Regions from separate parts of the Mus musculus genome. Here region 2 is linked to region 1. A link is a contact called in ENCODE Hi-C or POLR2A ChIA-PET data. All regions are on one chromosome and are shown on one strand. Each heading gives the region's core, a stretch centred on a gene start or an enhancer-like site at or near the end of the contact. The rest is flanking DNA. Distances are from core to core; before and after follow the strand shown. Region 1 overlaps Gm9530 (predicted gene 9530). Region 2 overlaps BC034090 (cDNA sequence BC034090).

The links. Hi-C counts contacts between places; a loop is a spot of excess contacts on that map. ChIA-PET counts read pairs that join two places held with the same protein, here RNA polymerase II (POLR2A).
Region 2: POLR2A ChIA-PET joins it to region 1 with 28 read pairs in Patski. The contact joins two enhancer-like sites. A Hi-C loop is called at or near these places in 2 of 37 maps with a recorded cell type or tissue (gastrocnemius and left cerebral cortex). POLR2A ChIA-PET finds 5 or more read pairs at or near these places in 2 of 5 experiments (Patski and embryonic stem cell).

What each region holds. Positions count from the first base shown.
Region 1 is chr1:155,069,144-155,075,054 of GRCm38, forward strand. All of the region lies in intron 3 of Gm9530 (predicted gene 9530), which reads right to left. It overlaps Gm51651 (a long non-coding RNA gene), which reads left to right. Exons shown (of 3, transcript XR_003948059.1): 2 at 139-455; 3 at 1,032-1,061. Among named protein-coding and RNA genes, the nearest start is that of Gm9530, 11 kb to the right of the region's middle. Within about 2 kb of position 2,673, at least 1 of the 3 ENCODE cell types and tissues checked has a DNase peak (open chromatin) inside an H3K27ac peak, as active enhancers do; it is left cerebral cortex, where a contact is called at or near this core.
Region 2 is chr1:155,209,680-155,215,590 of GRCm38, forward strand. It overlaps BC034090 (cDNA sequence BC034090), which reads right to left. Exons shown (of 10, transcript NM_001370865.1): 10 at 2,792-4,034. The coding sequence ends at 3,841. Among named protein-coding and RNA genes, the nearest start is that of Gm31102, 30 kb to the right of the region's middle. Within about 2 kb of position 3,008, at least 3 of the 3 ENCODE cell types and tissues checked have a DNase peak (open chromatin) inside an H3K27ac peak, as active enhancers do; they include left cerebral cortex, where a contact is called at or near this core.

The sequences.
Region 1 (5,911 bases), core at 1,423-3,922:
AAGGCAGCAAGCAGCACTCTGCAGGGCTTGTGCTGGGGGGGAGTAAGAGTAAGTAAGAGTGAAGATTTGATGAGAGGCGGCAGCACAGATAAGCTTGGGCCAGCTTCAAGGGGACTTTCATTTTTCTTTCATTGACAGCAGATTGGGAGAAGATGGAGAAGGCTCCACACACGGTCCCTCTTGAGATGCCTGAGACGATCAAACAAACCACTGCCTGGATTGAACCAGTGACTCGGGAGTGAGAAAGAGCAAGTGGAATCAAGAGATACTTTGGTGGCATGCAAAGCAGAAGCAGCAAGTGGGAATGAGAGACAGAGAGGCAGGCACCCGGGAAGAAGGCAGCCAGAGGCTGGGGTCTGAAGCAGCGCAAGCCAGCGGGAGCGATGCTGATCTGAGACGACAGTTCTGACACACGTGAAGGATATCTAGATCCTGTTCGTTGAGTATATATGAAGGTGACCATGATCTCTGACATGTCTTTAAGTGTGGTGACCATAAGTAGTTGAGCAATTTTTTTTATCGCCATCTCCTCGGGGCGATGGGTGGAGGACTGGTCAGGAGCAGCTGGCACCCAGCCACCCACTTAGGAGGTTTAACAAATCCACCTCCTCAGCTCCCATCCCTGGGAAAGCCTCACCTCGGTCTGCTCCCAACAGCCACTTGCCCCAGCGGGATTCCAGCGACTAGGAGGTGCTCCCCAGCCTGAGTCAGGCTATCTGAGCATGCTCATTCTGGCAAGCAGAGGCCCCAAGTAAGTCTTTTTTTTCCCTCTGGGAAGACAAACCGGTTCTCATTGCCTCCACCTTAGGCAAAGCCCCAACCTCGGTTGCTGTGAGCAGCTCATTCCCAGAAAGAAAAATGACCTTCATTTGCAGAAGAGCATGTGACACCTCCCTGGTTATAGCGTGAACTCCCTGAGAGCAAAAACTGGGTCACCCTGGACTTCGTTTCCTTCTTGGCCCTAGCGCCTGTCTTAGTGTAAGGAAGCTTAGACAGACTCTAATGCTTTTGTCTTTGATTTCTCTTCACAGCAAGGAATTCCTACCATGTACACAGCAGAGTCTTCAAAATCCAATAGGCGTGGATGGAGAGATGGTGCCATAGGTAGAGTGCATGCAGCACAAGCATGAGGGCTTGAGTTCAAGTCCCCAGCACCCATATAAAAAGCCAGTCTCAGCAGCATGTCTCCAGTGGAGAAAGGAGAGCCCCCTGGAGTTTACTTCTCAGTTAGTTTGGCCAAATTAGTAAATTCCAGGTTCAGCATGAGACCTGCTTCAAAAAAAAACTAAGGTAGAGAGCAACTGAAGAGACATTCAACATTGACCTCTGACCTCCACACACACATGCACCCATTCACATGCACGCGCACACACACACACATATCCAATAGAAGCTAAGGCCAGAGTATTGCTGGGAATTTAAGGCCAGTCTGAGCTACATAGCATGAATTTGTCTCCAAAAAAAAAAAAAAAAAAAGGAACCAGGATCAAGTCTTGAGACTTTTTGCTTCCTCTTTTTCTCCACAGTTCTGTACCAACATGTGATACAGAAACTAAGACTCTCGGGAATGGATTCCCAAACCACGCAGTGGTGGGAGGTTGGAGTGTGAGGGGCAGAGCTAAATTACATCACCTTCAGCAAGAAGTCAAGGCAACTCTAAAAATCTTCCCTTTCCCTGTGGTCACACACACAATACCAGGGAGCCTGGGAGTGGAACAAAAGATACCAGGCTCTGCCCCTTGACACACAGGTGCTTGCCACCAAAACAAGCCAGCTAACACCAACCCAACTTCCTCCTTGCTCATCTTCTCTTCTGCAGAACCTCCTTATGGGCCTATCTGGCCACTTCATGACAGATAGATACAAGCTGCTTCTCATGGCAACGGTCAGGATGAAGCTGGAGCTCTGAGTCCTATTAACCTTGACCCTGCGTGACATCTTCAGACCCATACCTAAATAAGTTAGGGAATCTAAGCATCCAAATGGCCTCCCTCCCTCCCCCCACTCCCCAGTATAGGCTGGATCCCTCGCTGGGTACCAGCCCAGCCTGTTGTTCATTTAGAACAGCCTCTAACCTTCCCAGGGGAGCAGTCAGTCATGCAAGGTCCCCACTTGGAGAACAATCAATTTAGACTTCAGTAATTTGGGAGACCTGGGGAGAATTTCCTAAATGAGATCCCTGCTCCCTACACATACTCTCAGTTGCCTAGCAACTAGAGGAAGCGATCTGGAAGTCTGGAACTTACACCACAACCCCCTGTGCAGTGATGAGCCCCGGTGTGGTCCACCTGTGGGGGGGGGAGGCACTGCAGCTGATAATTATCAAGGGTGACAACCATAATCCCAGACCTGCTATTATTGTGTTTACAGAGGTGCAATTGCTACAGAAGCTCACGCCACTGGCCGTTCCCAGGCCCTCTCCCTTCCCGCCCAGTGCTGACTAAGGGAGTAAAATAGCCTCAGGCCGTTCCCAGGAGAGGAGGCTACAGTTTCCTAGGGCCCTGAGGTGTTCTGGTACCGGTTTGACCACTTAATCTGCTTCCCAGGGTTGTGAGTGGCCCCCAACAAGGAAGAGCAGAAAGAATGTCTGTGAGGCTCAGGGTGAACACCCTTGAATTGGGTGGGAGAGGGGTGGCAGGTGGCCAGGACCAGAGATGATGCTAGGGATGTAGAAGAGCTGGGTCTGTTAAAGGGAAACTGGGCTCTGTCTTTTCTCTTCCTGAAGGCAGTTGTCCACCCTCGACCTTCCTTTCTGAATAGTCTGCCTAAGGTCAACTACGGAAGAAGGGGAGACAATGTAGAATTCAAGCAACCTCCCTTCTGGTCTCCAGAAAAATAAAAAAAGGAAGAAGAAGGGGAAATTCAAATCTCCCATGTCGTGAAGCCAGCGAAGTGGGAGGATCGAAGTCTATAAAGCCAGCCACTTGCTTTTCTTTCTTGGGAACTCCTTTGTTTACGAGTTGCCAACCTAAGCTTCAGAGGTTTAAAAAAAAAATCTTGCAGACTCTCGGCAAATTGTGTCAGAGAATACACCATCCTTCCCAACAGCCTTCCAGCGCTGCCTTCTGTCTCCATCCTTCATGCTTTGGGTCTGAATCCTGAATGTAGCAACAATACCCTCGTGTGTCCCTCTTTGGCTTCTCTCAATGAAGCAAAGAGAAGATTACCACGGAGCTCGCCTGAAAGTACACAACCATGAGGACCAACTATTGCAAAGGCCTGGACTCACAGGCTGCTAAAGCCTAGCAGGAAACATGGTCTAGCTGAGTGTGCCCATTGTACCGTGGGGAAACTGAGGCCTCAATGGTGAAAGCAGCCGACTCTTGATAATAAGGTTGGAGGGAGGCGAAAAAAGAAAGCAGAATACAGATTTCCTGACTTCTAAGTCAATTGGCCTTTCTAACTTAACAGACTGCCCCTCAAAACTGCTTGTACTTTGGGTTCAACACACACACACACACACACACACACACACACACATACACACACACCTAGCATTGTCAAGTCCCAAACAGTTTAGCTTTCCAAGGATTTTTCTACAAGGGTCTCATCTTATCCTCAAAGCACTGTTTTCAGATGAGTGAAGCTGATACGTCCAGTCCAGTTGTGTAGTTTGAGAAACAGGCCACCAAGACTTGCCTCAAGCCACAACAAACGTGTCCAGACTGTTCATCTTTCATGACTTGTTTCGGCTTCCTCCCTCCCCTCCCCCGCCCCTCCTCCGCTCTCTCCTCCCCTGCCTTCGTGAGATAGAATCACACTTTAGCTTAGGCTGCTCTGAACCCTGGGATTCTTCTGCCTCAGTCTCTCAAATACGGAGACTCTAGGCCTACAGCACCACGCCCAGGTTCTCCTGAGTGCTCATCCAGCCCCCCTTTCTACCGTACTCTGTGCTCCACACTGGGGAGCACCCAGAAAACCAAATGACACCCTTCCAGAGAAGAGGCTAGTCCACCAACTAACCTCATTCCTCACACAAGCCGCTAGCTACTAAAGGAGAAGCCATTTCCCCTTAGGTTCATTCTCCTCTTTCTCTTTTACCATCCCTCCCCATTTCACAACACTGTGAAAAGAAGAGCAGTTCTACCTCTGAGCCTTTGTCCCGAATCCTGTCCCGTCCCGTCCCCCCCACCGCATGCCTCCCCCCAAAAGCAGCATCAGGAGCAGTATAAGCAGAAATCGCCTGCTCAGCATTCCTGTTGTCTGTGACTGACAGAGGCCTCCAGTAACTTTTGCAAGCTGCTCAGGGTAGGTGGGTGGGGGTATTGGCCAGGAACCGAGCTCAGTAGAGCATCTACTGGAACCTGCCTGGCCTCTCTGTTATGGACAGTGTTTCCACTCTTAAGTGTTTTGCCTCTAACAGACATGGTACCGAAGCAGTGCTTGAAGCCTTTGAGTCCCTTTGAGGGTGGCTGTGCTGTTTGCTGAGTGTGTCAGATTCCCTAGGTCGGAGCTGAGCCTGTGGATTTGCATTTCAAGTACCCTGCTAATGCAGATGCGATTGGCTCAGGTGCCACACTCTGAGAACCACCATGGGGTAAAGGACACAGTTCATCCTCACTGAGGGTCGCAGGATGAAATATGGAGAGGGGGAAAGAACTGGAAAGGGGGAGAAGGAATGGGATGGAGTTGGACTAAGTGAGCCCAGCACCTGTGATGACTTGCAAGCGGAATACTCATGTGTGACTACCAGTGTGCTCATCTGGAAATGACTGGAACTACAGAGGACATCCCTGGCGACTAGGCTTTTGGCTCTCATGGCCCATCTCCTCCCTGATGTCATCCTCCTTCTCCCCCATTTCTCCCCTCCCCCTTCAGAGACTCCCCTGGAGAGAAAGTCCACATCTAGTTGGCTCACTGCACTAGAGCTAGTGCCTCCATAGCCAGCAGTTGCCTAGGGACTGAGGAAGTGAGGCCCCTGGGGCCATCAGCGTAAGCCATGAGCAGAACAAAGGGTCTCGGAGGCACCTGACCACAAGGCCCCTAAAGGCAGGAGTGTGACTAGTGACTCACTGGCCACGTGGGAGAAGGCCTGAGGTCTCCTGCCTCTAGCTTCCACCAAAAAAGAAGGCAGAAGGCAGAGTAAGGGAGGAGGAAGAGCGGATATACGCTCAGCCGGGCTGTCCATTCATGTTGACCTCTCTTTTCTTTCTGCAGAGGGCCCAGCCCAGTTAGGTATTCCCAGGAGGACAGGAACCAATCCCTTTGAAGTGGAAGAAGGCATCTCTGGGAGGAGAGGCCCACCTCTATGGAGAAGACAGGAGAGCCATGCCCCTTGGCCCCAATCTCCCCTTTTTTGTGATCGCCTTGGAGTGATACAGGCTGCTGAGGAAAGAGGGAATGCCCTGGGATCCCCGCTCAATGTTGAACCATGGTGGGTAGGATACAGAAGCCTTAGGACTTCAAGATGCAATAACTAATAGCCAGGAAAGCTCACCCACCTTCCTGAGTATTTCCCAACGAGCTTCCCAGGAACCTATGGGCAGAAAGCACAGCTGCGGGCTGAAGAGGTATATATTCACTTAACCGAGAGAGGGCTGGGCAAAGCCTCTGCTGCCCAAGTCCTTGTTCCAGCCCCTATAATAAGCCCAGATATTGGACTTTGATTTTCTGTGGCTTTGGGGTATAAAGTTTGGGAAGGGAGCTTAAAGAACACTGGAATTACTCTCAGAGGGGGGAGGGGAGCGGGATTCTGTGAGGTTGGTGGGAAAGAGGAGAGGGCAGAAAGAGACCAGGACCATGAGAACTGATCACCACTGCAGCCTGCTGGAGAGGGTACCTCCTGCCAGTGTGGCGAAGGAGCAAACGTCTCAGCCCGTCACCCTTGTCCTCTGTGAGCAACACGTTTGGCCTCCTCCCTGCCTCCACATCCTCCACACCCTTGTTTCTTCCCGCCTCCCACCTGCGGGGC
Region 2 (5,911 bases), core at 1,758-4,257, 140 kb after region 1:
GATTTTGTTTATAAGAAAACTGAACAAACTTCTGATCTTAGTAACCCAAGAAGACCCAGAGACTCTGTCGTGTCTGCGGCGGCAACAGTTGCAGTGCAAGATCTCCTACCACATCCACAGTCCTTCCTCCCAATTTAGCTTCTGAGCTGGATGGAGGCTGGTGAACTTGGGGTGTCACAGGGCTGAAGCTGTCCCTCCCCAGAAGCTTTTGTGGTCCCCAGGTGGGATGGGCCCGCTGCCTCGTGGTCCTTCTAGCCCATGCCATGCCAATTTGCCTTATCTCTCAGCTAAAGCTGACTCCATTCAGGAGGTGTGGGCATCCCAAAGCACAGAGCAGGCCTCCCCTCTGTGCCTGGCCCCTGCCCAGAGCCCCAAGGGCAGCCCCACACTGTGATAGGGGCCTGAGCCCAGACTGCAGAAGGACAAGACAAAGACAGGCCTGGCAGGTGCCCGGGCATCCACAGAACAGTCCCGGATGCCCTCCAGGACTGGCAGGGCAGCTGTTGAGCCCTGGCTCGGTGGGCACAGTATCTGAGCCAGTCCCAGCAGCTCCCTTCCTGGGCCCAGCCCAGCGACCTGGCCAAACTCACAGCCTTTGAGAGCTGGGCAGAGCTTGCCAAGGAAGGCTGCCATTTCTGAGCAGGTGTTCTGGCTGCCCTGGAAAGAGACTTCACAGTGCAGAGTGGGAAGGGATCCGGGGACGGCAGGAGCCTGTGAATAGCTCCAGAATATGCCTGGGGAGAGAAGAAATGGCTTGGGCAGGTGCACCAGGACAGGCCAGTTGTTGCCAGGTAAGTGAAGGATAATTGCACTGAGGAAAAGTCACAGTCTAAAGGCCTCCGACTGCACGACTGTGTGAGGGCTAAAGGGAGAGGGAACAGCGCCAGCGCAGTGTCATGGTTTGCTCCCAGGACAGACACTTCTCTAATCCTTGCAAAGGTTGCCAGGCAGTGGGTAGGTGGAAGAGACTCAGCAAGGGCCACAGATAAACAGGAAGAATGAAGTTCCCATTCATTTCACAAAGCTGTGCTTAGGAGTGCCTTTTCCGTCCTCACCACCAGCCCTCCAGCTCTGCACCAGGCTGCACCATGCCAGACACTGCCACACTGACCAGGTGGCGTGGGATTCTTGCCCCTCCTTGTTCTGTTTGTTAATGGAGTCTTCCTCATTTCCCCCACCTCTCCAGCCTGCACCAGATCTGGCTTAGGACAATTAACTAAGTTCTAGAAGGTTCTGAAGGTGCAGTTTCTGGGGAACCACACCAATAGCTCTATAGGTAAAGCAAATGACAGAACAGACAAGATGCTGGAGAGAGCAAAGCACTCTCCCTATCCCCCAACACAAACACGCACACACACACTCACACACACACACACACTCACTCACTCACACACATGCCAGGGACCACAGCATTGCTTACCCCAGGGGAAAGCAGAGGCCACGGGGTGCCTCAGATCTCAGGTCAGAGGCAGGAAAGCCTGTATGCCCTGTACATTCTCACATCTGGGTTCTGTCCTTTTCTGCCCTGGGGGAGGGGAAATGGAGGAAGGCTAGAGAAGACGGGTGGACCTCACTCGGGGCAGACAGAGCTGGGAACTTGATACCAGCACCGCCATCGAGCTGGGTTTCCCACCTCTGAAAGGCCAAGAAGCAGGACACTCCTGGTAGGCCCCGTTTAAAGACTGGGGTACACCAGGGCCTGGCCAGCAGAAGCTCCTGCCACCCCAGCCCCCTGGCCTCTCCCAGCCCCTTCACTGCATTTCTCCAGAAGACAAGTGACCTTGCTATAACAGAAAGCAGAGGTGACTTTTGCTACTGACATTTTCCCCAGAGGTGAAATTTCTTTAGTGGCAGCTCCAGGCTAGGGAATATCCAGCAGGACAGTGGTTCTCAACTTTCTAACACTGCGACCCGTTAATACAGTTCCTCACGCAGTGGTGACCCCAACCATGAAATTATTTTCATTGCTACTTCAGCACTGTAATGTTCCTACCTTTATGAATTGAATGGAAATATCTTTGGAGACAGGTTTGCCAAAGGGGTCGCAACCCTCGGGTTGAGAACCACTGCTGTATGGGGTTGCCAGGGCTTCCCCTTGATTGTAGCGTTTGCAGGGAAGGGATGGGGGCAGATTCATCTCTCGAGTGCTCCAGTGCCCTCTTTATGTGCTGAGGTTTCATGCACATGATAGGCTGGCTACTCTTATCCACCTGCTAGAAGCCCCTTCTTTTTGCTTTTTCTCCAGCCTGGGGTAGTCCTAGCCATCCAGTCCTGCACTCTTGGGGCTCTGAGACAGTCCCCCACTTCCCTTCCTCTCCCCAGCCTCTGGGGCAGGAGCCGTAGAGTTGTAGCTGACTTCTGCTGCAAATGTCCCCATCTCCTTCCCAAGACAGGCTAGTTTCCTCTCTCACCTCGCCACAGACAATACTCCCTCAGTGTCTTCCTTGTCCGATAAAAACTGCCTATGACACTCATGTCAGCCCAATCCAGATGAGACCACAGCTGGCACTGTGACAAGATCCACACCGGCAGTGAGCCACACACTCTAGCCCACCGTGCACCTAGCCCAAGGTTCTTAGCTTTGTTCTCTCAGATCTCAGCCTTGCCAGGGCTCCTCTCCTGACTCAAGGTCTGCAGAGCCTTCTGCATCTACCCTGGCCATGACCCTACCCCTGCAGGCCTCCACATGTCCCCTCTGAATGCCCCCTGGCCATACCTGTACCCTTCTGCCCCTGCCTTGCCCCAAGCCTCTTAGGGCTGGTAGAGACAAAGTGAAGACAGAATCCAGCAATTCCAGTGAAAGCAGCTTTGGCTTTTTAATAATTTAAGACTGACGCCTGTCCAGGCATCTAGCGTCCCCAGCCCTTGAGCAGGATCTAAGCTGAGCAGGCTGCGCTATGCCTAGGTGGGATGGCCACCTCCAGCTCGCAGCCTCCCTGCCTGCTGCCCACCCACAGCTGCCACCAGGGAGGTCTGGATAGGAACCCTGCAGCTGGGGGAGAGCCAGACACCAGCTGCAGCCCTGGCTCCAAGCTGGACAAGAGAACAAAGACAAAGGCCCGCCCAGGCCAGGCTGCAACAACCTCTGTCTAGCAGGGGTGGAGGCAAAGGGCTGGCTGGGCCGGCCCCCCACATCCTTAGTACCATGGCCACACTTGCTGCAAATGGCAATAGTTTCATTTTTCAACTTTGTGTTGGTCATAAAAATCTCTAGTAATTCTTAATATTCTGGCTCCCAGAATCTCTCAGAAGTTTGCATACCCAGAAGGGGCACAGAACTCCTGTCAGGCCATATTTCACAGAACACACAGTTAGGAATATGTGCTCCTGGCTGTCAGGCTGTGCCAAGACACTGAGCCCTTTCTGGATCAGAAGCAAAGTGTCACATGGAAACCAGGAAAGCCACGGCTGAAAGAGATGGGGCACAAAGCCAGGGTGGCCACGCTGTCTCTGGTTTGCTGGGGGCTGGGGAGCCTTCTCAGTGAGTGTGGCCAGAAGCTGAGGCCAGCTCTCAGGGACCAACCCAAGGATTAGTCAGTGGCAGTTCTCTCCCTCCAACAAAGGAACGTGACCACTTCTGTGAAGGAGGAGACCAGGATTCTCTGTCTCTAGACCTGTATAAATTAGTGATCTTAACTGAACGTACACACGGGTACTCGGCCTCTTCCTGCAGGGGGCCGATCAGAACAGCTTCTGCCACTGCCCAGACAGATGCCTGATCTGTGAACTGCATTTTCCGTTCACATGTTATCTCTGGGTGGCATGTTTCTAGCCCCTCCTGCTGCGTGTGTGGGTCAGGGGTCCTGTAGGAGTGTCAGCAAGAGCAGCGGTACTTCTGGGTCACTGGGGGACCGGCCTTTGTCTCAGGACACGAATGGACAAGCTCTCCGCATGAGCCAGTAGCTCTTTGATGTGAGCCAAGCCCAGTCCAGCAACCTTGGCCCCGCCCACCTCCAGAATCTCATCCCCGACCCTGAGCAGCCCCGAGTACAGCTTCGCGGTGTCCAGGTCAGCCATGGCCTGCACATAGAGCCCTGCAAAGGAAGGAAGAGGGGATGAGATGTCATGCAGGACACAGTGACACACCCCTCACAACTGACGTCAGGTGTCGCTCCCTACCTTCTGCCCCGTGCTTAACCTCATTTCTCTGTGGCCTCTTTCAAAATAGCAAAACCCCTGCAACTGATGCCTGGAGACATTCCATTATCTGCCTTCAGTTTAGCACGCATGAACTAATCTTACCCTCTTCTGACATCAGCTCTTAGGTGCACTGTGTTGCTCAGGATTCATAAATAGATGGAGTCCGTAGCTCAAGTCACCCAGGCTCAACCCAAAGGCCAAGGCAGAGGACCCGTCACTAGAGTAATACAAGTGGCTGGGACCAAATCTCCTTCGTAGTACTCTGCAGGATTATTGCTGGCCTCAGGGTCATTCACACAGTTCCTCACTTGGGATTTGGTGGCATGTGGCCAAAGTCCAGGGGAAATAGATGCCCACGTCTACAGCTTACTTGCCTGTTTCTTGCACCCTTCCCTCTACCACTCGAAGAGGCTCAGCCTGGCCAGCGTGATCATTCCTTGGGTTGTAAAATGATCGAGCCCTTCAGGGACTTGTGGCTGGCTCCCAAGAAAGCCATGTTGTAGGAGAGCTATGGGGCCTTGGTTTGACAGGGCAGGTCTCTAGCCACAGCTGCCGCAGCCCAGTCCACCTGAGAGCTGGGCATCTTTCGGGTTCTCTGTCAGCTGCCCTGCCCTGACAGCAGACATGGGTAGGTTCCTCTGGGGAAAGCTGGAGCCTGCTGCTATCCTCTGCTGTGTGAACATTGCCAGCCTGCTGAAGGACAGAGGGGGACAGCCTCGGCAGATGACTTTCCTGCAGCCGACAACACAGTGGGACCTGGTGACAGGTGAGCAGTCCTGACCCCTTCACCAGCTGGCTGAGAAACACGTGGTAACTGCCCACATGATACCTTCTCCAAGGCCTTTCCCTAGTCAAGGTGCTTAGCACAGGTAGGGTGTCTGTTCTGGTGCCTCCATCTGTGGCTTGGCGCATCATGGACTGCGGGAGGTGGTACCTTGGCCTATGGATCCAGAAGATCCCCCTTCATTGTAGCCCCTGGGTCCCAGAGAATCCAGGCTCTGAATATGGACTCTCCAAGCCCTTTCCTAAAGGTTTGTGGCCATTTGGCCGATCTGAGCTCCGTACACACTTCCTCTCCTGTTTGAAGTGTGGCTGTCCCTTTTGGTGCTTCTTGGCCAAGATGAGCCTTTCCAGTGAGGCCCTGTCTCTAAATAACCAAGCTCATAGTTCTTTGGCAGAAGGCTTTCCCAGAGGGATCCTGCCCTGTCCTTCATCTCCTTTCTCGGATGCTTGAACAGCTTACCTGCTGGGACTACAGGCTGGTGGCATGGAGAGAGAGGGGGAACCACCCCTACCTCCCGATGTGAACCCACAGGAGTGTTTGGTATGCAGCAGGAGAGGCAGGTGGAAAGGAATGACAGAACCCAAAAGAATGTAGCCAAGTCAGACCAGACACTGACGTCACTCCAGCCATTTTGGGGAGACTTGGGTAGGCTTCCCAGCTGAAATCGTGACTGTGAGGCAACTCTGGTATTTGTGGTCTGCTGGAGACAGCCTTTGCTAAGGATGCTAGATGCCTATGTTGTAGCTAGTTAGAAGCAGAAGGCAGGGCCTGCTGTTTTTGTGGGGGTGGTGTCAGATGAGATTCATGCTGGCATCCTGACTGACGCTCAGCAAGGAGCCAGAGCAGCCCCAGACCATGGCTCCTCTCCTCTGAGGCTCAGCAGAACTGGCCCTAAGCAGCCTGTGGTAGAGCACCAACAGCCACCACACTGCCTAGTGTGAGACCCCTATGTGACATCTGGTGGCCAAAAACAGCAGCAAGAGTGGG